3 separate regions of the Homo sapiens genome follow, and regions 1 and 3 are each linked to region 2. A link is a loop called in an ENCODE intact Hi-C map of the cell type or tissue named here. Cell type or tissue: PC-3. All regions are shown on one strand. Region 1 holds the start of LOC124901183 (a long non-coding RNA gene). Region 2 overlaps LOC105378983 (a long non-coding RNA gene). Region 3 has its middle 120 kb from the start of PLK2.

The links. Hi-C counts contacts between places; a loop is a spot of excess contacts. Peaks named below come from ENCODE experiments on the same cell type or tissue, not always from the same donor. Only the 100,000 strongest peaks of a DNase experiment are listed, where the experiment ranks them.
Region 1: it touches region 2 in a loop (4-fold over the local background); 3 of 110 quality-filtered maps call a loop at or near these places.
Region 3: it touches region 2 in a loop (5-fold over the local background); 2 of 110 quality-filtered maps call a loop at or near these places.

The regions. Positions count from the first base shown.
Region 1 is chr5:58,065,160-58,073,159 of GRCh38, forward strand. LOC124901183 (a long non-coding RNA gene) reads right to left here and starts at 3,545. Exons shown (of 2, transcript XR_007059134.1): 1 at 3,110-3,545; 2 at 1,194-2,735. It overlaps LOC124901202 (small nucleolar RNA U13), which reads left to right and starts at 5,029; the gene lies at 5,029-5,132. RefSeq lists an enhancer at 2,650-3,849. In PC-3, no CTCF peak of the experiment used is centred here; a DNase peak (open chromatin) is centred at 4,942; H3K27ac peaks cover 1,787 bases.
Region 2 is chr5:58,184,403-58,192,402 of GRCh38, forward strand. It overlaps LOC105378983 (a long non-coding RNA gene), which reads right to left. Exons shown (of 4, transcript XR_948350.2): 4 at 2,303-4,039. Among named protein-coding and RNA genes, the nearest start is that of LINC02101, 66 kb to the left of the region's middle. In PC-3, a CTCF peak has its summit at 4,093 (motif pointing right); DNase peaks (open chromatin) are centred at 659 and 4,039; H3K4me3 peaks cover 617 bases; H3K27ac peaks cover 5,169 bases.
Region 3 is chr5:58,331,637-58,339,636 of GRCh38, forward strand. No RefSeq gene overlaps it. Among named protein-coding and RNA genes, the nearest start is that of PLK2, 120 kb to the right of the region's middle. In PC-3, a CTCF peak has its summit at 4,110; no DNase peak of the experiment used is centred here; H3K27ac peaks cover 3,027 bases.

The sequences.
Region 1 (8,000 bases), 120 kb before region 2:
AGGTCTGAAAACTTGACTTTCGTTCTATTCAATGTTGACTAGATTCAGAGAAACTGATTTGTTCTTACTATATTCACAAAACACTAACGTATAAAATTTCCAATGTATTATTTTTAAACTGTTAAATAGACCAAAACATTGTGTTGGCCTTTTCTCCCTTGAAAATAGTTAAACAGGTTGAAAAATCATCAAGTTTGTTCAGTAAACTAGATTATTTAATGGATACTGCCTTTAAGCTACAGAGAGCTGGAGGCATACATCTCCACTGTAGGGAGATAACCATCATGAAATCATGATTGTCCATGTTAGGTGTTAAGACATTCTCTCTCCGAACGGTGTGAGGTCACAGATTCCTGTGATTTCATTTACCCTTCTGTATACTCCATGCAAAATTTCTGCCTTTTTCCTCTCACACTCTTCTTATTTCTCTTAACACCATTGTTTAGGCTACGGTTTCTGTCCCCTTCTGTCAAGTCTTGATTAGATTTCTGGAGCTGCTCTTCCTGCTTTGTCTAATGGGACATCCTGTTCCTTGGTTTACTGTTGCTCAAATTGTGTTGCTTGTAATATCAGTATCACAACCATTTGAGATGCTAATTTAAAAATGTAGACTCATGGGATCCCCACCAGAAATACTAAATCAGAATCTCTGATTTGGGGCCTGAGAACCTAGATTTTAAGAAAATAACTACATGATATGTATAAATACCATGAGATAACTTCTGCAGAAGGTTCATTTCATTTGTCATGTATCACCTGTCCTGGTTTAAACCTGAAGAAGTTATCTTATTTCCAAAACCCAGGGTGGTTTTTAAGATGGCACCTATATACTGAGTAGAGTAACAAGTTGGCTCAAGTTAAAAGTAAAAGGAATTATAAAATCTGGCCACTAGTAGTTCAAGTGATGGGCAAAATTAATCCACATTTTTAAGTGACAAAAAATATTATAATAGAAAACAAAATAGTATAATGCTTTAGTGAGTTTTGAAAATAAAGGCCTGAAGAAAAGAGAAATGTAAAAAAGGAGGCTTTGACTATGTAACACTAAAAATAGGGGAAAAAATCATCCAGGGCTTTTAGTGGGTTTAACATCTGGTTTTTGTTATAGCATGGTTGATTTGATTATCTCTGATATATAATATGGCTGCAAAAACATGAAGAATCGAAAAATGATCATCTTTGAGACTCCACAATGACAGGGGCAGAGCCAGCTTTATTTAAGGAAAGGGGCCTGCATTGGGACCGAGAAAGGGACCATCTCCATGGTTTGTTTAAGGCTAATTCAATGGCCTGCAACAAATAACAAAATAATTAAAAATTATTTTTTAAAGACGTAGTCTTTAATCGACTTGCTCCATAAAATCCTACTTTGGGATATGTTAGTGTTGTCAATGGAAGACGACCATCTTGAGAAGTCAGCAAATATCAAGAGGTATTTATTAGCTTGGGAAAGAAAAAGTTGAGCTTTTCATTAATCTTAGTTGGGAAGTACCTGAGTGATGTCTGCACACAGGCTAATGGGTAGCTCTTAACCATTTCCCTGGAGAACAGTAGAGGAAGAAGGCTTTGCATTGCAGCAGGGCCTTGTACCAGCTCAAAGGAAATGCTTCTAACCTGAAAGGGTAGTGAGAGGTTGTTAACAGGAAACATTTCTCTGTATCTTTCTAGAGATCTTCAGAAATGGATCTGAAACCCTCTAAGAATGGATCTGAAACCCTGCAAGAATAAACAAACCATTGTTTTGTGTCTTTCTTTCCCCTGCCTCATTCCCAGGTAACAGATTTGGGAAATATACTAGGTCACCCTCAGACTACAATTGCTTTTTTATTTTCTCCAACCTTCCAGATTGGTGTTAGCGTCCTCATTAAGCAGGTCAGAGTACTGTTAACACCTAGTATGGTCCTACTTACCAATCTTGCTGGATTGGTTATTATATAGTGAATTTGCAACAAAACAAAACCAAAAAACACTTATGCTTATTGAAAAGTAGGAAAAATTATATTTTTTACTCGTATTTCTCTTCTTTTATCTTAGTTTATTTTATTGAGACAGGATCTTGCTCTGTTTTACAGGCTGAAGTGCAGTCACCCAAACATAGCTCACTGCAGCCTTGATCACTTTGGTTCAAGTGATCCTCCTGTCTCAGCTTCCCGAGTAGCTGAGACCACAGACATAGGTCATGATACCAGGCTAAATCTCCTAATTTTAACTATAATAACTTTAAAACAAAACAGAAAATTTAGTTTAAGGCTGTGAATTGTAACATTTTAGGTATTCATGGAGACTTTATTGAGATACATTAAAGCATGGTAAGCTCTAATGAGAAATATATCTAGATAACATTTTCTTAAAAAGTGTAGCCAAATTATGGCTGATTGCCTGGGTTTTTCTCCTGTACATCAGTTTCTTAATCTTGCATTACAACCTAAATTATCTGGGCCTGGAAGTATCTTAGCAGGTTCTCAAGCGATTCTTAGAAAATACTTGTGCAGCAGTCTCTTCTAGACAAATTCAGACAGCAACGGTGTAAGTTTTTATGATGCGGTGGATTAATTAGGTTTAGAATAATTTCTTGCCTCCAAAGTAAGCAATAGCATCCTCAGTAGTTGCGAGGACTCCTTTTCCCACACGGACAAGTTCACCATGAAATCTGAAAGTTAGGTGCTGCTTGGCAGTGTGCTACACTTTATGTGTCGGTGACCAGGAGTCACAGATGGGATGAGCACACTGGGATTCTGGAAGGCAAAGAGAGAAAGCCCGAAGTTAAGCAAACAGTTTCTACACTGTCACAGCCACATGGTAGCCTCTTTCGAAGTAAAGAAAAAAAAAATTCACCTATTTAGACCATTTTAGAATTGAAGGTTGTCAATTTTATTATTTAAGAACGTTATGAAAATATTTCATGAGTCACTGTACCATACCCAGAATCAGATGCCTGGATACACAATTAGAGAAATTAATTGCACTCTTTCTAAATTAAAATTACTTTTACATATGCCAGGTGACACGGCTCCACCTCATTCAAATGTTCCTCCAACTTTCCTGGCTTACCTTAGTAGAAAAATACATTCCAAAATTTCAGGACATAGTTATAACTAAGAGATCTTACCAACATACAAACGGCAGTGTGCCCGGAATTGGTGGGTTCTTGGTCTCACTGACCTCAAAAATGAGGACGTGGACCCTCGCGGTGAGTGTTACAGTTCTTCAAGGTGATGTGTCCAGAGTTTGTTCCTTCTGATGTTCATACACGTTCAGAGTTTCTTACTTCTGGTGGGTTCGTAGCCTCGCTGGCTTCAGAAGAGAAACTGCAGACCTTCAAGGTGAGTGGTACAGCTCTTAAGGCAGGCGCGTCTGGAGTTGTTCATTCCTCCTGGTGGGTTCGTGGTTTCACTGGCCTCAGGGGTGAAGCTACAGACCTTCACGGTGAGTGTTACAACTCATAAAGGCAGGGCAGACTCAAAAACTCAGCAACAGCGAGATTTATTACAAAGAGCAAAACAACAAAGGCTCTACATTGTGGAAGGGAACCCCAACAGGTTGCTACTACTGGCTCGGGCAGCCTGCTTTTATTCCTTTATCTGGCCCCACCCACATCCTGCTGATTGGTCCATTTTACTTAGAGCTGATTGGTCTGTTTTACAGAGAGCTGATTGGTCTGTTTTGACAGGGTGCTGATTGGTGCATTTACAATCCCTGAGCTAGACACAAAAGTTCTCCAGGTCCCCACTAGATTAGCTAGACACAGAGCACTGATTGGTGCATTTATAAACCTTGAGCTAGACACAGGGTGCTGATTGGTGTATTTACAAACCTTGAGCTAGACACAGAGTACTGATTGGTGTATTTACAATCCCTTAGGTAGACATAAAGATTCTCCAAGTCCCCACTAGACTCAGGAGCCCAGCTGGCTTCACCTAGTGGATCCCACACCGGGGCACAGACGGAGCTGCCAGCCAGTCCCCCGCCATGTGCCCCCACTCCTCAGCCTTTGGGCGTCAGTGGGACCGGGTGCCACAGAGCAGGGGGCAGCGCTTGTCGGGGAGGCTCCGCTGGGCAGCAGCCCCCAGCGGTGGGGAGGCTCAGGCATGGCAGGCTGCAGGTCCCAAGCTCTGCCCTGCGGGGAGGCAGCTGAGGCCCAGCGAGAATTCGAGCACAGTGCCGGCGGGCCAGCACTGCTGGGGGACCTGGTGCACCCTCTGCAGCTGCTGGCCTGGCTGCCGCGGCCAGCCCGGCTGCCCCCAGTGCGGGGCCCACAGAGCCCACACCCACCCGGAACTTGTGTTGGCCCGCGAGCACCATGCGCAGCCTCCATTCCCGCCTGCGCCTCTCCCTCCACACCTGCCTGGAAGCCGAGGGAGCTGGCTCTGACCTTGGCCAGCCCAGAGAGGGGATCTCATAGTGCAACGGCGGGCTAAAGGGCTCCTCCAGCGTGGCCAGAGTGGGTGCCAGGCGGAGGAGGCACCAAGAGCGAGCAAGGGCTGCCAGCACGCTGTCACCTCTCAGTAGTACAGTCCTTATAGATGATATAAAGTAGAAAGCCCTTTAGTTGAGCTTTGGAAAGAAACACCAAGCCCCAGATAAGGTTGGCTTGAAGACAAACTATGACTTTGGCAATTTTGTTTTTCATTTTCATAACTTCTGTTTTATTGGATCAAGAAGCTCTTTTGTGGGTTCATTTCAATGATGTGCCTGTCAGTTTAATCCAAGCATAAGTAAATTTAGTCAAATAATCAGTTGGAATTGATTTAAATGGATTGACAGGTGGTTTTGAGGTCTTCAGATTATTACCTCTGAGGCTATTTACTCTACGTGTGTGTGTGTGTGTGTGTGTGTGTTCTAAAGCCAGGAATGTGGCCCAAGGGGAAGAACACAGAATGGTAACTATAAGAGAAAGAATATTACTTTGTGTAAATATAGGTGAGGCCAATGCAAACATGACAGGCCAAATGTAATCCTGTGTGATGGAAATTTATTTTTTAAGTTCCAAGTCGGTAAAATTATTTTCACACAAAAAGATTGAATCAGATCCTTTTGTAGTTTACGAGCATGATGATTGAGTGTTCACACACGGATGTGATATGTGCCACCCTCAAACCTTGTTACGACTTCAGCTTATTACCCAACTGACCTGAAGAAAGGGAAAGAAAAGGAAAGACTGACTCTTATTTAAATAACAGTATTGATACTTGACACTGTTAATTTCCTTATCATATTCTTAGGAGTATCTATTCATAACAATATGAAAGACATTGCTTTGACTTATATTCTCAAGCATTTCTTATGTTTGGTAGGTAAGAAAGTATATTCAATTATATCTCAAACTGAGATATAGTAGTATCCCTGCCTTCATCAGAAACTGTGTGAAAATAAGTAGTCAACATTTTGTACTGTTTAGGATATTGTGTGCTTATTTAGTGGTTTGACTTCAAATACATTTACAGGTAATGTAGAGTGGCTGCCTTCGCAAAGACGGGAGGGAAAGGCTGTCAGAGAGAGGTACAAGGAGAACAATAACCACAGAGATGGTTTATTCCTTGTTCAGAATATTAGGTATAGACTAGTTCATTATAGTACCTTAAATCACATCATATGTCTAAGATATTTAATGATAATCATTCAAGTACTTCACAGCCTGAAAAGTCTTCATGCACTTCCCTATAAAGATGGCTCCAAAATATATTTGAACACATTTTAAAAGTAAGTTGTTTATTGAATCTTCAGTTTTTACTACCTCTCCGCTCTATCTCAAAAGGTGACGTTCCCTAAAGCTTGCAGGTTGCCATAAATTACTGAGCTTTGGAGAAAAGTAATGAACTCATTTGTTTTGTTTTTGCTTTTCAACTTTACAGCAACCTTGAAAATAAATGAAAACTATCAGGATGTTTAGTTTAGGAAATTTTCATGGACTTTATATAAACTGCAGTAAGTCATTAAAAATAAGAGAAAAGCCAATGGGAAAAAAACTAATGTGATAGTGATAACTGAACCGTGATCTCCTAATTGCAGCTGTATATTATATCTACCTATAGCTACATGGCAACATAATATATTTATATCAATAAATTAGCAGCAAATTCCTAATGCTCTTCTTTATTGTTTCCCTCATACTACCTTCTTAAACCTCTTGGTCAAACTGCTAATTATTAGATTTTTTTCACCTTCTGCATGTATCTACAAAACATCTTCCTCTAATTGATTAATGGCAAGTCACTACATTTATCAGCTTACTCTTTCTGACGTCTGATAGGATTAAGCCTGAAGGGTGTCAAGGAAGCAGGAGGGAAAAGTATTCAGATCATACCTTCATTTGCATTCCTTTTAAGTACAGGAGAGTTTACAAAGCATTTATTCTATTACAGCTATCAATTTGCTATTTATATAGGTGTCCTGAGAGCCAGATGGTATCAGGTTAGAGGTTGGTCCTATCATTTCAGGAGCAACCTCCACTTCTGAAGTCACAGGCCCCAAGAACAATGACCAAGGTCGCCCTCCACAGCAGGGCTGTGCTTTTCTTTGAGGAGAGATAGCCCTTCAATGCTGAGAAACCCAGCTTCCAGGAACTGCAGGCCTCAGCCCAGGCACTGTCTTTCACGTAGTCCTGCAGAGAACAATTGTGTGAAGCACGGTGACCTCAGAAGCCCAAAGCCTGGCAGGCTATTTATGAATGCAGCGTGCTCAGAAAATGGGTTCAGGATGAGGAAACCCTATCAGAGCCCAATTTAGCTCCCACTCTGCCTGTGAGAGCATCCTATGAGAAAACAAGGGTAAATATAGCAATAACCAGGTTGCATGTTGTGCTTCTGAGAGCAGAAATGAGAGATCTTCAGAGAAATTTTAGCCAGACAAGTAGGATTCTCGGAGCATTTGTTGTGGAGCTAGATTATCGAGGTGTTTTTCTATTGGCCTTTTATCTTTTTTGAGGGAGTTGAAAATCTGGTCAATGAATTCCCACTTTTACGTAAGAAAACATTTTACAATGAATATGGGATAAATAACATTGCTCATCTTTGAAATATGATGGCCCCATTGTTATTTCCAGAGCAATCTAAATAGATAAAATAGTTTCTTTCCAAGCAGGTCGGCCACTTTGGGCTAATGCAGCTTATCATCTGTGAGAATTAGGCCTGGCCTGAAAATGCCCTCAGCAGGATTCAGTATAGTTTTCCTTATGTTATATAGTCATGTTAGTAATAACGACAGAGGACACCCCGTCCCAGGTGTCAATCACCTAGTGGAAGAAGAACAAGAGCTTCCTCAAAAGAATGCAGCAGCTAACGCAGAATGCTGTAAGACTCCAGCTTCACTGCTTTGAAACCTCCTGCAGATTCTTTTGTTCTTCACACACGATATATTTCACTCTTCAAATAGCTCCATGCTGTTTAATATCCAGAGTTCCTTTCATGAACTGTCACATGCTTAGGTTGACACAGACGCTAACTTAATTAAAGCCTCAGGGAGCACATGTATTATCCACTATAACTGGCCCTTCATTGGAAGGAAAATGGCATTTAGCAGCAGTTGTGGGCTGTGATAACCAACAAAGTGAAAGTAAGAAGAATACTGCAAGTGGAAAATGCTACAACCTTACAGAAAAGCAACACAACTGCGTGAAGCAGGGGCTGCCAAGGAAGTCATAATGTTGAGCCAATAATTCTTGTGGAGTTTTTCATAAGCAAATAGTAAAAACCCAAAGCTATAAGGACACAATTGCTCATTGCAATGACTGATATCCCAATCCCCAAAGAACAGAAAACAAAATCTCTTTAATTATAAATTTGCATATTGGGAATCTCAGTCTGGTCATTGACTCAAATATATTTTAATTTTAAAAAGCATGTATTTATACACATATACATTTGAAAACATGAGCTATGTTCTAGCAGTTCAAAGGCATTTGCCAAGACGTTTCCAATAATCTTGATGTAATTCCCTATTGTGCGCTTAAAAGATTATAAAACTTCCATTGAGCTTTTCTGTATTAAAACGAAACAACTCCA
Region 2 (8,000 bases):
CAAGAATGTTTATTGCAGCACTGCTAACAATAGCAAAGACATAGAATCAACCTAAATACCCATTAATGACAGATTGGATAAAGAAAGTGTGGTACATATACACCATGGAATACCATGCAGCCATAAGAAAGAACAAGATCATGTCTTCTGTGGGAACATGGATGGAGCTGGAGGCTGTTATCCTCAGCAAACTCATACAGGAACAGAAAACCAAATACTGCATATTGTTACTTATAAGTGGGAGCTAAATGATGAGAACTTATGACCATAAAGAAGGAAACAACAGACACTGGAAGGTGGGAGGAGGGAGAGGGGCAGAGAAGGTAACTACTGGGTTCAAAGAAAACCCAACAGTTATATCTGGGTTACAACTGGGTTATCGGCTTAATTCCTTGGTGATGGAATAATCTGTTCAAAAACCCCTGTGACATGAGTTTATCTATGTAACAAACCTGCACATATACCCCCGAATCAAAAATAAAATTTAAAAAACTGAGTTTGGGAGACAGGAACTAGCAACGGTCTTCCTTTACTGACTTGCCTACTCCTAACCTGGTTTATGAGGTAGATGGGTAAACGGAGAAGAGTAAACCTCAAATCAATGTGTGCTCTTCCATTCAGACTTTATTTTTACCATCTTTGCTTAGAACTATGCCAGCCAAGTGATTAAATGCTACAAAAATGTCAGTGGCTACACAGACAGGTCATGAGTCATATTGGGATTAACTGGATTTATCCACAATTTAAAAAATATTGATGTGACTCTAAAAGTATTTTAGGTTTGGCAGGACTTTGGGGGATTCTCTTATTTATTAATTTGTTGATAAGGCTAGTAAAATCAGTGATGAAAAGCAATAAGATATCAATGCAAATATTGACTAAAATATTTAGATCACCAGATTCCAGAGTAACAAATATATTTCTGTATAAAAAAATCCAGTCTAGGAAACCAGTCTACTATGTCACACAATTAATAATGAACAAATAAACAAAATAGTTTGAGCACTTTATCTGTATCAAGCCCTATGCAGTGTGTGTGTGTGTGTATGTGTTTGTGTGTGTGTATTTGATGCATATTTTCTCATTTAAGACATTTACCTTAAGGTAAGCAGCCTATAAAAGTTGTGACCATGGTTCAGCCAAGATGTTCTGACATCAAACGCTAGGCCCTGTCCTCTAACCTGTTCATTTTACCTTGCCTGCTGTTTCTAATAGGCACCTAATTCTTTTCTTTCAGACCATTGACTACCAAGTTGCTAGGCCAGGATTCAAACTCGGGTCTGCCTGCCTCCTGAACCCAAGATTTTGAGCATCACATTGGAGTACACAAAAACATGCTAGAACAGTGCTACTCAAAGTAGCCAGTCCATAACATGTCACTAATCCCCAAGGAAATGAAAGAACTTGGTCCAGAGTATAAATGAACACATTGGTTGCTTTACCGGGAAATGTATGCTATTTAAAAAGGAGTGTCAGCTTACTGGTATAGTTGGCTTAGATTCTGGTCAAGCTTCTTGATTATCTTGTTGCAATGTGTTAGCAAAGGGTTCACAGACAGGTGGCACAGGTTCATGGACAGCATTTGACTAGCAACACACCGGATCACTGTGTGGGTGCCAAATTCATCTGACTAGACTATCCCAAGGAAACTGCAAGCAAAATGTTTCATAAGTCCATACATGCATCATGGCTAACAAATGTTTCACTAAGGAATAAAGACGCTTTCATAGGCATATTTGAAATTTTTGAATGAGCTATATAAATCTTTTAGAATTTTTCATCAAAAGTTGTGTTTCAAAGTGAAGTTAACTTTCTATTTAGAGCACTGAAGTTGATAAGAGTTCTACAATTATACCTTGATTTTGATACTACACTTATAGAAGTTATGATGACTACATTGTTCAACAATTTGGGCCTATGATTTATATAGTTCATGTTAACCATTTTTTTACATATAACCTTGGAAAGCCTGAATAAAGTGCACCCTAGAAGTTCTATAGAAATATATATATATATATATATATATAGCATTAAAATAATAGAAAAGAGGTGGAGACTCAAATGAACAACTACCCATTTCTTCATAACTAACATCTTTAGTAAGATTTTCATAAATTTTTACAAAACTATTTTGAAAAGCATGAGTTTTGCAATGCAATTTGGAGGTCAACAATGTCTTTATCAATGTGTTTTTTTGGTACAATGATATTTACCAACAGTATATGGGGGAAATTTTATTTCCAACATTCTTACAGGTTTTATTTTACTTCCTTTCTGTCCTTTTTTCTTTTCCTCTCTCTTTCTTTAAAAAAAAGTGGTCTACCCAAAGCAAAGTCCAGTGCATTTATAAATTCTAAGAGGCAAAAAAACCATTATTATTTAATTTAATATTCATTGTTTAGCTGGAAGCAATTTCAAGCCCAGTTGAGGTAATAGTTTTTAATACTTCACAGCACATTGAGACTTACATAATTTTAAAAACTGCTGCATGCTGATGTCCACTGATGTCTTAGACTATAATTTTATAACTTTGAATGATATAAAGGTTTACAGTTGCTATTTTTTTGCATATTGCCTATCAGAGGCTTGATTAGGAATGTGATATGAATCTGTCTAATGGAGCAGGAACTATCTGTATGGGGTTAAGCTTTTAACCCAAAAATGTTTACTGAGCACCAATTATGCACAAGTAATTTGAAGTATTGGCCTTGTCTCTGAAAGGTGCTAACAGATAAACAACATCATTCTTCCATTTAGGCCGTAATTCTGTTCAGAAATTAAAGAGCAAAGGTTGTGAATGTCAGTTTTTCTTTCTTTCCTAAAAATCAATAGGTAATTACACTGACCCAAAAGGCAAAATGAATTCACTCTGTGAGTTTACCATTCATAGGACAGGACTTCACATTTACATGCCCATTTAAACATGCCCTGCTACAGTCACTTCTGAACATGTAAGAAGAGCTTCTTTGACATTCTGAAAAAATATTAACTCTAAAAGTTAGAGAGTAAACAATTTTAAGTGTTCAAATAGTACCTTCAAAAAATGATAAATAATTTCAATTTCTCTTTCAGGTAATAACATTGAGATATTGAGGTTCACTGGGAAAAATATTTTTGTTGGCACTTGGCACTTGGAATGCTTATAACATCACATCTTTAGTGGTATTACTTCAGCTATACCCTGTCTCATTGTTTATACAGATAGTGATGCATTTTGGTTAAGAATCTTAATAACAATAATCCTTTATATTTGTACAGTCTTTTTCAGTTCCAGGGCAGTTTAGATTTACCATCATATTAAATTCTTGCAAGGACTCTGTGAGATGACTGTAAGATTATTATTCTCATTGTGCCGTTGGGAAAACTGAAGCTCACAGAGTCCAAAGGCTATGAAGCATGGACTGGAAGCTGCCTGTCTGGGTTCAAATTCTGGCTCCATAGCTTGCCAAATATGTATAATTTGGAGCAAGTTACTTAACTTCTTTTGTATCAGTGTCCTCATCAGAAAATGAGGGTAATAACAGCACCTACCTTACTGGATTGTTATGACAGCTTAGGTTAATGTATGTTAAATACTTAACAGCAGTACCTGGCATATGGTAAATGCTACATGCATTTCAGAAATTGAGCCCAGATTTCTGACTGCATGTCTAGTGTTCCTTTCATTACAATAGTGTTTCAATTATGTCTTGTTACACCACTTCATGTGGTGGTTGACAGGGTACTGAACTAGAGGCAAAAGTACTACTACAGAAGCATATTCTGATGTTGTAGCTTCTACATTTTCCTGAATTAAAAACAATTAGGTAGTAATAATGTTCATGTAAACTATTTAGTAATCCTTCATGTGTACCAGGCTGGGTATCAAGCAAATAACGCATCTTTTACATGTATTATTCTATTCAATCCTCACAGCAGACCTGTTCATCTCCACTTGCAAACAAGGAACTGGAGTCACCAAGAGGTTAAGTTGTGCAGCGAGTCAGAGCATAGTGATAGGCATCAAAAGGGAGTTTCACGTCTGACTTAATATTGGTATCTGTGGAATGAAACAGGAATGTGCTTAATCATATCAAGCGATCTGATACTCAAACCTTTGTCTTCACCAGGGGTCACTGTCCTGGCAGTTACAGCATATTGCAAAACTGAAATCAAAGCTAAAGGCCTTAGAAATTTTTAATCTAAGCAAGAGCTGATTGTGTTTTAGTGGTGGATATCCAGTATAGTTTCCAACAATTGCAAATTGAAAGTAAAGGGAAAGTAAGCTAACAGACTCCTTAAAGTATCCACAGTCTTGGATAAAGCTTTTTTCTTCCAAATCTGCAATTATTCTTTTAAGGATTCAATTTAATTTATTATTTAAATTATTTTTAACATATATTATTTTAAAACTAAATTACATACAAATTTTCTTTTCCCTAATCTAAAGTTAAAATAAATCACTTTGTAATAATAACTGTGTAGAATTATATGAAAACATCATGTCTGTATTTTCAGTGCCTTAAGACACTTGGAATCTTTGGAGAATCTCACGTTCTAATTTTATTGGATTAGATATGCATGGCTTGGTGGCCTCAGAGGACAAGACTTAGGAGTAGCCCCAAAACATAGTCATCAGAAAAAAGAAAGAAAGTGGGGATTATTCTTTTAAGCAATTTAACCCAAAATCCAGGTTCCATGTTGTTCCGGCTTCAGAGTGAAATTTTTGTTCTCATCTAATTTTAAAGTTATACAACAACAGGAATGCTGTTAAGAAAACTCTGAGCATGAACCAAACCCGAGTGACAATACAGAACCCTGTTTTTATAGATGTTTGCCCCTAAAATAATAAAGTATAAAATATAAACTGACAAAATGGAATGCCCAGTCAAATAATATGATGTGACTTTGCATACATTTTATATCTCCTTACATGTCCAAAGGAGACATATTTTGTCAACATACAAATTCTGAGTGGCCTAGGAGGCAAGCCTATTCACAGTAATCCTCCTGGGAAAATAAGAAAGGAAGAGTAAGTACTAACTTTAGTATTAATTAGTTTTTGTGACACCATGGAACTTCCAACTTACAGGCTGGTAGGGATAGGGCACTCTGTCTCTATAGCATTGCAAAAACTGCTTTTCCTTCCATTTCTGCTTCAGATCACATGTTCTGGCTCAGCAGGGGCTAACGAGATGGAGGGAGCAGAATCTCTGTCTCTCCCTCTCAGATATTCTGATAAAGCCCTACTCCTGTCAGTTGGAGATCAGGTGTGGAGTTTCTGTTGGGTAATAATTTCCAATTTTAGTTATCTAGAGTTTAATAGCTATTGTTTTAAGTTATTGTTTTAAAGAAATAAAAATCACTGGTATATTTTAAAGCATCTTAATTAGTAGCCATGTATTATTTTCAATAGCTGATAAACAATTAGGCTTTAAACATTAAACATCAAATCATTAAGAAATTCAGTTGAAGTAATCAGAACTAATATTGATGAAGAGGAGTATGACTGACTAGGAGGGCATTCATTTTTCCCCCAAAATCACACTGGGTAAATATGGTAACAGATGAATAAGGCCACACACAAACATCAACTTAGTCACTGTATAAGCATGCCATTTAAAGTGATTTTTAAGCTGACCATCACCTAATTTGGGTAACTACATTTCTAGGTTCTACCTGGACTCCTCTGATGTGTGTGCCAAGACAGACAACACTTTCATAAGCACATTATAGACTCAAACAAACAGAAGTGACAAAATGTGCAGAAGGACATTGTAAATTATTCTACAGGGGACAGCTTCATGTCTAGATAATTGTTTTCCTCCTTCTTAGTATTTGTTGCTAATCATGAGAATAATTGTCCAATTCACCTACTGTGTCTTCTCACAATTACTATTCAATGCATTTTTCAGATATTTTAAGACGTTCTCAAAACTGTGGAGCAAATCATACAAATGGGGTAATACACATGAAAACAGGTACTTCCCTTGCCCCGCTCATACATTTGATCTCTTCTTTCCTGGCTGCTTGCAGATTGAGTTCACAGAAACATATGGGGATAAAGGAAGAAGGCTGATTTTTAAAGAAGCAGATTAGAACCCTTCCCACGCTTGGATGTCATCCTCCTCAAAGTAGATTAATGTTCTCTACTCCATTTCTGTTTTCTTCTCTCTGGTTTTACTGTATTTTTTTTTCTTTTATTGCATTGGCAAAATCTGCAAAATTAAAAACTTGTCCTTTAAGGGTAAACATACACAGAGAGTCTTTTTCATCTGCTTAAGTTCTAAGTCAGCAGAATTTAATTTCCCTGAGCAAAATAGTTCCCTGACTGTGTCTTGTTAATTACTAAAGTGTTCCTTCCCTAAATTTGTTTTCATTCTTGTATCTCCTTTGAGTTTCTCTCAGGAAGAAGTACCCAATCAATCTCAGGGTCAGTGGCTGGGGGTGCCATGGCCTTGCACCTAATGCTGTTTCCATATCTATTGAACCCTCGTTTTGACAGGACGTTGGCTACCGAGTTCTCCTTTTGCATCTCTTTCCTCTCTTCTCCTGGGTCCACATCCTCCAATCACAATGACCCCCATCAGTTTCAAAGGTTCCATGATCCTTTGCCTTTCTGACATTATGATTTCCTCTGTTAAGTAATTTTTTTCTTTTGTAGCATTTTTTACAATTTGAAATTGTGTATTTACTTTGTGATTATTTGCTTAATGTTCATTTCCCTCACCAGACTAAGCTCCATGAGGTGGGGGCTTGATCTATATCATACATGTTTGTAATACCATGCTTTGCATAGCCAGGCACAGAATAGGCTCTCAGTATCCTGGGAATGAATACAAGCATGTCCAGAATTCTTTACCAATCATAACAAAGTGCCAGTGTCACACAATTTGCATTTACATAAAACAATCAGATCGTTTTCAGCTTCTATCGGTTATATTTCAGAATGGGAGTCTCTGATTACATTTCAGGAGATTTTCCTAGGTTTATCGGTGAGCTCTGCCAAAATTGTCTCAAAAACTACGTTTGTAATTTATAATTCTCATGGGAAGCACACAGACAAGGAAAAGAGCCTGAAATAGAGAATATAGTTAGTTTATGTTGAATCTATGCATTCTATTTCAGAAAGTAATGTTTTCCCTGCCTTAGAATCTGAAGGTTCATTCATTTATCCAATAAATAATTATTGAGTGACTTTTATATGCCCAACATTGCCCAAGGCCCTGAAGATTAGGCAGTGAACCAGGCATGGCCAAAAGTCTTCTATTGCACAACTAACTACAAATCATTCCCCAAGCTACCCTCTCCACCCTCACCCACCAGCACAGACAATCAGTCCATTTATCTCATCGTTCACTCTGGATCTTTCAATGAAGTGGAAGAGAAGAAAGACTGCTTATGAAGAAAGTAAAGAATTTTGAATTTTTTGAGATATATGGAATATAGAAAAATATAGATTTCACCAGCAATTGGGGTTGGAAATAATAGGCTAGTAGATTTAAAAAAAAAAATCCTTAAATATTAAAATGACAACAAACATATCCTGGAACAGTGGTTCTTAACTGGGGGTTACTGTTTGGGATATATCATAATCACCCGGACTGTTCTCTTCCCCCTGCCCCAAATGCAGCCCCATTTGGTCACATACAGACTCCACTTCAGAGTGTATTGCCCTACACAATGATGTATTTTGGGTGATAAGTTCTGCACTTATTAAACAAATGATCAGAACTTCTATTCTCCACTATTATGCTGAGAATAAATCATGAAGCTGTTGATTCTTAATCACATATCTACTTTGCTTTATCACTTTTTGCAATTCTAGATTGTGTGGCCATTATCCTGTGGGGAGAGATGAAAATATGTTTCATACATGATGCAGTCAGTCAAAGAATCTTTTTTATAAACCTCTTTGTCATATTTATAGAGGCGAATGCTCAAGAAGTAAATGTTTTTCCAGTTACATGAACAAAACAGTTAATTCATTTCACTTTCTTTTCAAGGTGAAATTAGTGAAT
Region 3 (8,000 bases), 150 kb after region 2:
AATGACACCCTCAGGAGGTTAACAATGAAATTGTCGAGATCAAATTTCAAAATAATTAAAATGGGTCATTCTAAAATAAGTGAATTTTTTCCCCATTGGTCTTCAGTATTTTTCCTTGTACTAGACTTATGTTTTGACCTAATAAACTTTGTCCATGCATAATATTTGAAATTAACCCTTTGGGTTATCCCTGCATACAGCTAACTGAAACATCCTGTCTTATTTTATATCAACAGCTTCATAACCCATGAGTGTGTCAAGCGTTATGCTTGATTAGAGATACAAAGATCAACTGTACTCTTTTTCCAAGAGTTTCCAGTCTACTGAAAACAAATGTGTCATCAGTGCCAATCTGACATCACAGCAATAATGTACAGGGTATCTAGGGACTTCCAATAGAAGCACCAACCCAGATTGATCATGACTATCCAAGTTTCCAGGGAGATGGATCTCTCCCTAAATGAAATAAGTCATACAGAGACAGGCAAACACTGCATTATCTCACTTATGTGTGGAATCTAAAAATGTTGAACTCATAGAAACAGGATAGAGGGTGGTTGTCAGGGCCTGCAGAGGTGGGGAAATGAGGAGATGTTCATCAAAAGATGCTAACTTTTGGTTATAAGATGAATATTTTCTGGAGATCTAATTTATAGCATGGTAACTGTAGGTAACAATATTGTATAGTGCACTTGAAATTTGCTAAGAAAGTAGATCTTAAATTTTCTCACCACACACACACAAAGGTATTAGATGAGGTGACAGATATGTTCACTAACTTGATGGTGGTAATCATTTTATATTATATACACATACCAAATCATCACATTGTACATCTTAAATTTGTACAATTTTATTTGTCAATTATACCTGAATAATGCTGGGGAGAAAACAAACACGAACAAAAATCTTTGATGATAAATAATTATGAACTGGACGGGGAGTATAGACAAAATTTGCAAAGGACATTTACATTAGATGGCAAAGGTGTTTCATCTAATGTTTAACTACCTTGGACAGTTTGGGTTTTGTCCCCCTTCTTTATCTTTGCTCTATTTTGCTTTGAAGGAAAGGGACATCTTAATCTAATTGAGTACTTCCTATTTTGGTCTTTCTCTAATCTCTGAATTGTTGGCTTGTTTTCTTTAATGACAAACACTATGAACTATCCTCTAGATAGTGTTCCTGTTAGAGGTGGAAACTTTTATTTCCACTTCAATCCACCCTTCTGTCATAATATTGTCACCAGTAAAGGGTCGTGGCCACAAGTTGTCCAGGTTCTTGCTATTTTGAAGAAAGAATTGGACAAAACACCAAGCAAAGCAAAGAAAGAATGAAGCAACAAAAGAACGAAAGCAGGGATTTATTAAAAACGAAAGTACACTCCACAGTGTGGGAGCGACCTGAGCAGCAGTTCAGGAGCCTGGATACAGAATCTTCTTGGGTTCAAATACCCTCTAGAACTTTCCCATTGGCCACTTCATGCTCACCTCATGTAAATGAAGTGGTAGCCTGCAAGCAGTCTGATTGGTTGCAGAAAGCAGCCAACCAGAGGCTGAAGTGAAGTTACAAAGATCACACTCCTGTGTAAACATCTGATTGGTTGCAGAAAGCAACCAATCAGAGGCTAGGGTGAAGTTACAAAGTTATACTTTTATGCAAATGAAGACTCCACCCTCAAACAGTCTGATTAGTTGCACACAGTCAATTTCCTATCTGCTGGGCAGAAAAGGTCAAAGGGGGTGGCCTCTGGTCCTTTTGTTACTCAGGTGTGGAAAGTTAGGGTTTTCCTTTCAATTTAGTTATCGGAAGTCGGCGTGAAACAGGCTTACGATCCCTGCCTCCAGACCCTATTCTCCTGCCTCAATATCACCTTAAGTTCTCTTCATCTTTGTCAAGACTAGTACATAAGAGGACAATATAGTGCAGTGGTCAATGGCATGGTTTAAAAAGGCAAACTGCAGTGATTACCAAGTCTGCTACTGTTATCTATATTTTCTTGGAAAAAATATATAACTGCTTCACGACTAATTTCCTATGCATAAGAAAATAAAAGTGATAATAATACTGGTTTCATAAGATTAACACAAATATCCAGTAACCTATTATGTAGAAGAGATGGCCGGAGCTGCACTAAACATATTGCAACAAACTACAAAGGACAGGTCAAGAGCATCAGAGCAACTTCGGCCCTGATATTCCTGAGCTACTGGGCTGGCTCTGGATTACTTTTGTGTATAATGTTCAATGTGTAAGAGGAAAACAGCAAAAACAAAAATAAAACTCTATCTTGTTTGAGGCTACTTTACATAGGTTTTTTTTCTGTTACATACAGTTAAACTTAGCTCCTAACCAATAAAGTATCTATCGAAAGTCAAAATCCCTCTCAAATACCAACTCCTGTATAATGTTCCCTCTCCAGCTTATCAAAGCTATGTTTTAAAACATATTTGGGGAATGTGCATGAGTATTGTTATCTCCCATCTTTTATTTTTATGTAGTCATACTCACAGGGACTCTGTTGGCATGAAGTATACAACTTTATCCAATAGAAAGAATGCTTGATTATTCCAGAGGGCCTGATGCCATATTTCTGAGAGGCCATGACAATGTATCCCTTTGCAAACAAGAATGAATTGTTTCCCTCTGAGTAACAGTGGTGATACAAATAGCAGAATAGATAAAAAGGTAACAAGAAATTATCAGATTCATTCACCTGCAGTCTGCCAGATGAGTACTTAAAGCCCTTGGAAATTGGCAAGTCTGTAACTGACTATCCAGGCATTGCCTGAACTTTGGGGTAAAGTGGAGGAGAGTAAGAGTAGTGCGGGTGGGGTCAGAGGTCATCATCCAAATCAATCAAAAGGGGAAAATACCTGGAAAAGTGCATGTGGGAGATTTTAATAGGCAGGCATGGAAATGGCCCACCTCACTTGCTTCATTCACATGGCCACATCTATGCTTACAGGGACTTGAGGAATAAAGTCTTGTGTCTCCATCATAAAATGGAAATAAATTTTGATGAAAAACTAACACTTTCTGTCACATGGTTTCCGTTTTCCCATGGCACGAAAGCACTCACTCATTAATTCAATAAATGTTTATAGAGTTCTTACCTTTATTGCTTATCATCTAGTTTGGGAGAAACACTATACAATTATAATTGAGGTAAATACAGAGAGAAAAAGTACAGAGCACCATCAGAGTGTATTACAGGATATCTGACTTAGAGTGAGGGATGAGGTGAAGCATCCCTGAGAAGGGGACATGAGAGCTGCCAGCTGAAAAATTAATGCACTTGAACAATCACATCCTGATAGTTGTCATGAAACAGTTCCTTCCTTCCTCCCTCCCTCCCTCCCTCCCTCCCTCCCTCCCTCCCTTCCTTCCTTCCTTCCTTCCCTCCTTCCTTAGAATTATCTCTGTGGTTTGTAGTAAAGGAGAAGTGACATCCATAACTTAGTGCAATGGGTAAATATTTATATCCCCCATTACATGAATCCTATTATATAGCTTTATAACAGGTAACCAATGTATGCACAAACCTGGTACCCTGCCTCATGTTTCAACCAACCACTGTAAAAACAACAACAACAAAATAGTTGGGTTTTAAGCTCTTTTAGAAACAGAGTTGGGAGTCAGGGTACCTGACTGATGTAATGAGGATTATTGGAAAGAGTCAGAGGGAAATAAGGAAGCATTGAAAACTTTCAAAGCAATATTGCCCAGTTTTATGGAAAATGGGATAATGATTTAAAACACAATAGACAGCCTCCCTAGTCTGCCTTCCACATGACTCTTCTCTCAATTTTTATTTCTCTCTCTGTTTCTACTCAAGCTCCTCTTGCCAACACTCTTATCCCCTTTTCTCTACTCCTTGCTTCTTTCTTACCCACTGCCTCTACTGACACATAGATTCTGATTGTCACTTTCTTTCCCTGTGCTTGGCTTTTGAATTATTTTAGTGCCTGTGTCTGCTGATTCTTCTACTACCACTATCTATTTGTATGTTTTATAGTTGTTGGCCCTAATAAACAAGAGGTTTGGAAACATTAGTCATTGTTCCCTGGCCAGCCTATAGGTGGCTACCTTAGATGCAACAGCAAGTCTCTGGTCAAATAAATTGTGCATGGCCAGGGTGCAAAGCATGCCTGTGACTCTTCATAAAAAGTATGGGAACTCTTTTTTATTTCTGGTCAAGATGTATCAGATTATTTATTCTTCTGTGTGAAGTAATAAATCAGGCACAATATATAAAATCATTTTTAGATATTGAATAACAGTCAGTGAAGGACAGTCATCAGTGAAAGAGGGGAAACAAATAAGTGAGTTCTATAATCAACAGGCCACAGTCAAAGGCAGAGTTTGGTGGTCTCTTTCCCTGGGGACACGGAGCTGGGAGTATGAGGGAATTGGGGGCACCTAGGGTTTACATGAATGAGAACTGATTGCCTCAATATTGGGGCAAATTAGCCATAGACTAAAGATCTAGTCCTACCTTACAAAATTTAAAAACAAAACATTAAAAAATTAAACTGTTTTTATATAACTGCATCCCTGAAAAAAAGTTTAAGAATATAAAAGAATACAGAGATATCTAGCACTCAGCAGAGTAACATTTATAATGTTTGGTCTCCAATAAAAAATTATCAGATATGCAAAGAAGCAGAAAAATACAACTCATAATGAGCAGATAAATGAGTCATAAAACAGTCTCATAAAAAACCACAGGTTGCCTGTAATCCCAGCACTTTGGGAGGCCGAGGCGGGTGGATCATGAGGTCAGGAGATCGAGACCATCCTGGCTAACAAGGTGAAACCCCGTCTCTACTAAAAATACAAAAAATTAGCCGGGCGCGGTGGCGGGCGCCTGTAGTCCCAGCTACTCGGGAGGCTGAGGCAGGAGAATGGCGTGAACCCGGGAAGCGGAGCTTGCAGTGAGCCGAGATTGCGCCACTGCAGTCCGCAGTCCGACCTGGGCGACAGAGCGAGACTCCGTCTCAAAAAAAAAAAAAAAAAAAAAAAAAAAAAAAAAAAAAAACCACAGGTTACAGAATTAATAAACAAGTTAAAAGTTATTATTACCGTATGCCACATGTTCTAGATAAGAGGGAGCATTTAAGTAGAGACAAGGAAGGTATAAAAAAGGTTCAAATGAAACTTCAATAAATGAAAACTATAATATCTGAGATTAAAATATGATAATGACCTTGAATAATAAAACACTGATTAACTTGAAGACATAGTGATAGAAACTATTTAAAATAAAATACACAGTTAAAAAAAGATGAAAAAAACAAATAAGCAGAGCATCTGTTGATTATGAGATATCTTCAAACAACCAAATATTTTCCTGTCATGGGAACCCCCACTGGAGAAGTTGTGACAGAAAAATATTTGAAGAATTAATGGCCAAGAAATGTCTAGATGTGATAGAAACTTTAAAGCTGCAGATCCAAGAAGCTTAAAAAGCCCCAAGCACAAAAGACATTAGAGAAAACTATACCAAAGCAAATCATAATTAAATTGTTCAAAATAAGAATAAAGAGAAAATCTTAAAAGCAGCTTGAGAAAAAAAGATACATCACATAAAAAAACAAAGATAGGAATGATGGTTGATCACATAAAAAAATAAAGATAGGAATGATGGTTGATTTATCATCGGAGGCAGTGCAAGTCAGAAGACAGTGGAGCAAAGTCTTTAAATTACTAGGGGAAAAATGACAACCTGGAATTCTATATCCAGTAAAAATATCAAAAATAAAGGGAAAATAACTTTTTCAAACGTGATAAAGCTTAAAAAATTTGTCAACAAACCTGAAGGATGGCTTTCAGGCAGAAGGAAAATGATACCAGATGGAAGTATGAAGGAATGGTGTACGAAGGAATGGTGTACAAAGGAACGAAGAGTGCCAGAAACTGTTAACACGTGGATAAATATAAATGACTCTTCCCACATCTCTCTTCCCTAGATGTGCTTATTGCTCCAAAATAGATATTTCTCAAGGAAAGCACTCCTTTCTGTATATCCCAGTTAAATGATAGTCTCTCTATCCCATTGGTTTGTTTTTTAAAAATCAGTTATAATTATGTGAAATATTTTATTTAATCATGTATTTTCAAAAGTTGTTCATGGAGTTAGGAACACTTTCTATTCTGTTGAACTGTTTCTCTGGGTCCTGAAACAATGTGCATGTCAACAAAAACACTGGTAGGTGGGAAGATGGGAGGAAGGGAGGGAGAAAAGGAGGGAGAAAGGGAATTCACAATGTGGCATAATAACCAACTGGCATTTAAATCTCCTGGGTGTGTTTTAATTTTAAAATGAAAGTTAAATTTTAGAAATCTGGACCTATTAAAATTTGTGGGGGAGATAAAGGTATTTCCAAACCTCTTGTTCATTAGGGCCAACGACTATAAGACATACAAATAGATAGTGGTAGTAGAAAAATCAGCAGACACAGGCACTAAAATAATTCAAAAGCCAAGCGCAGGGAAAGAAACTGACAATGAGAATCATCCAGTTTGATCTTCAGCTCTAGGATGCTAGTTTAAATGCAGAATCCTGGGCTCTATACCAGACCAAATAAATCAGCCTCTCTGGAGGCCAAGCCCCAGTTTCTGAATGGCCACTCAGCAATCTTGATGCACACTAAAGTTTGCATTTGGATTCTAGAAAATGATTAAAATAAATTGACCAGTGATCCATAAAACTCCATCACTGGAACCCTTAGAGTCTATGTCATTGATAACATTGAAATGACATCAGCATGTAAACAGAACATTATAGCTTAATTTTAAGTGATATGACTCCTCCTAACTTACTGTGTCATTGCTGTGGACAAGTGAGAAAGTTTTCTCTGCAGGTCCATCCAGAAATTATTCCAGAACTAAAGTTATACTCTGGATAAATCACACAAAAGACTTTAGAAACTAAGGTGAGGAATGGCCTCCTATCTAGCCCTCTTGAAAAGAGAAAACTGAATAAGAAAATGCCTTTCTAAAAGCAAAAAAAGTGACAATTGCCACAAGATCTCTTAGTGCTACATATGTTAAATTTTGGAGTTGGCTTTGTACCTGACCCCCGGGCATTTGCACTGGCTCCAAGAACAATAACTACTTCCTGCCAACTATTAGTTCCAGGGACCTAGGACAGTTTGTTGTTGGTTTTGTTTTTTTTTCTTTTTCCTTACTTTTCTAATTAAAGAACTGGAAAGACTACAAATGAGATTGATTTCCTTTAAAACTCACATAATGCACTCCAATTCCAAAAGCCACTCTCTGACAGTGACAGGAACTGGCTTGTCAGTCCTGAGATTTCTCTGTGAGCATCTCTTTGTTTTTAACTAGCGGAGTAGAGACCTGGGGAAAGAGGAAGGATCTAATAACTGTTTATAGACCAACAAATCTGTTCCTACATGTGCCCACCACTCTACAGTTTTTTTATTAACCTTTATGCCACATTCTTAGAGAAGTTCTTCAGGTTATAATTATTACACTGTGCTTGTATGCCTAGCTTTTAAACAACAAAAAAAAAATTTAAAGCTTCTTTTTGACAATACACAAACATTATTGGCAGAATTACTTAAACATAAAGTGCTTTTCTAAAGGCCAGCAATATAAAATGATGTCTTATTTCATTGGGGTAGGCAGGAAGACTACCAAATATTGGCAAGTATATGGAACAAGATCCTTTTTGAAAGCTGCATCTCAGTCATGCCTCTTGCTTCAGGAGAAAAACAATGAAACCTTTGTGGTATGTTAACATCTCACTTACCAAAGGACTTAAGCCAAAAGAAAACAAAATGAACCTAAGATCTCTCTACATTTTTTGACCTTAATAACTAAAGCAGAGTTGAATATACTACAGATCATCCACTTAAACATGATGTAGATCTCATTGGTCATACACTTTGGTTGCTGAAAGAAAGACTGAGATTATAGAAACTTTTCTTGCCTTCAATGATTAAAGCAATCATTGAGAATCAAAAAACTTAAAT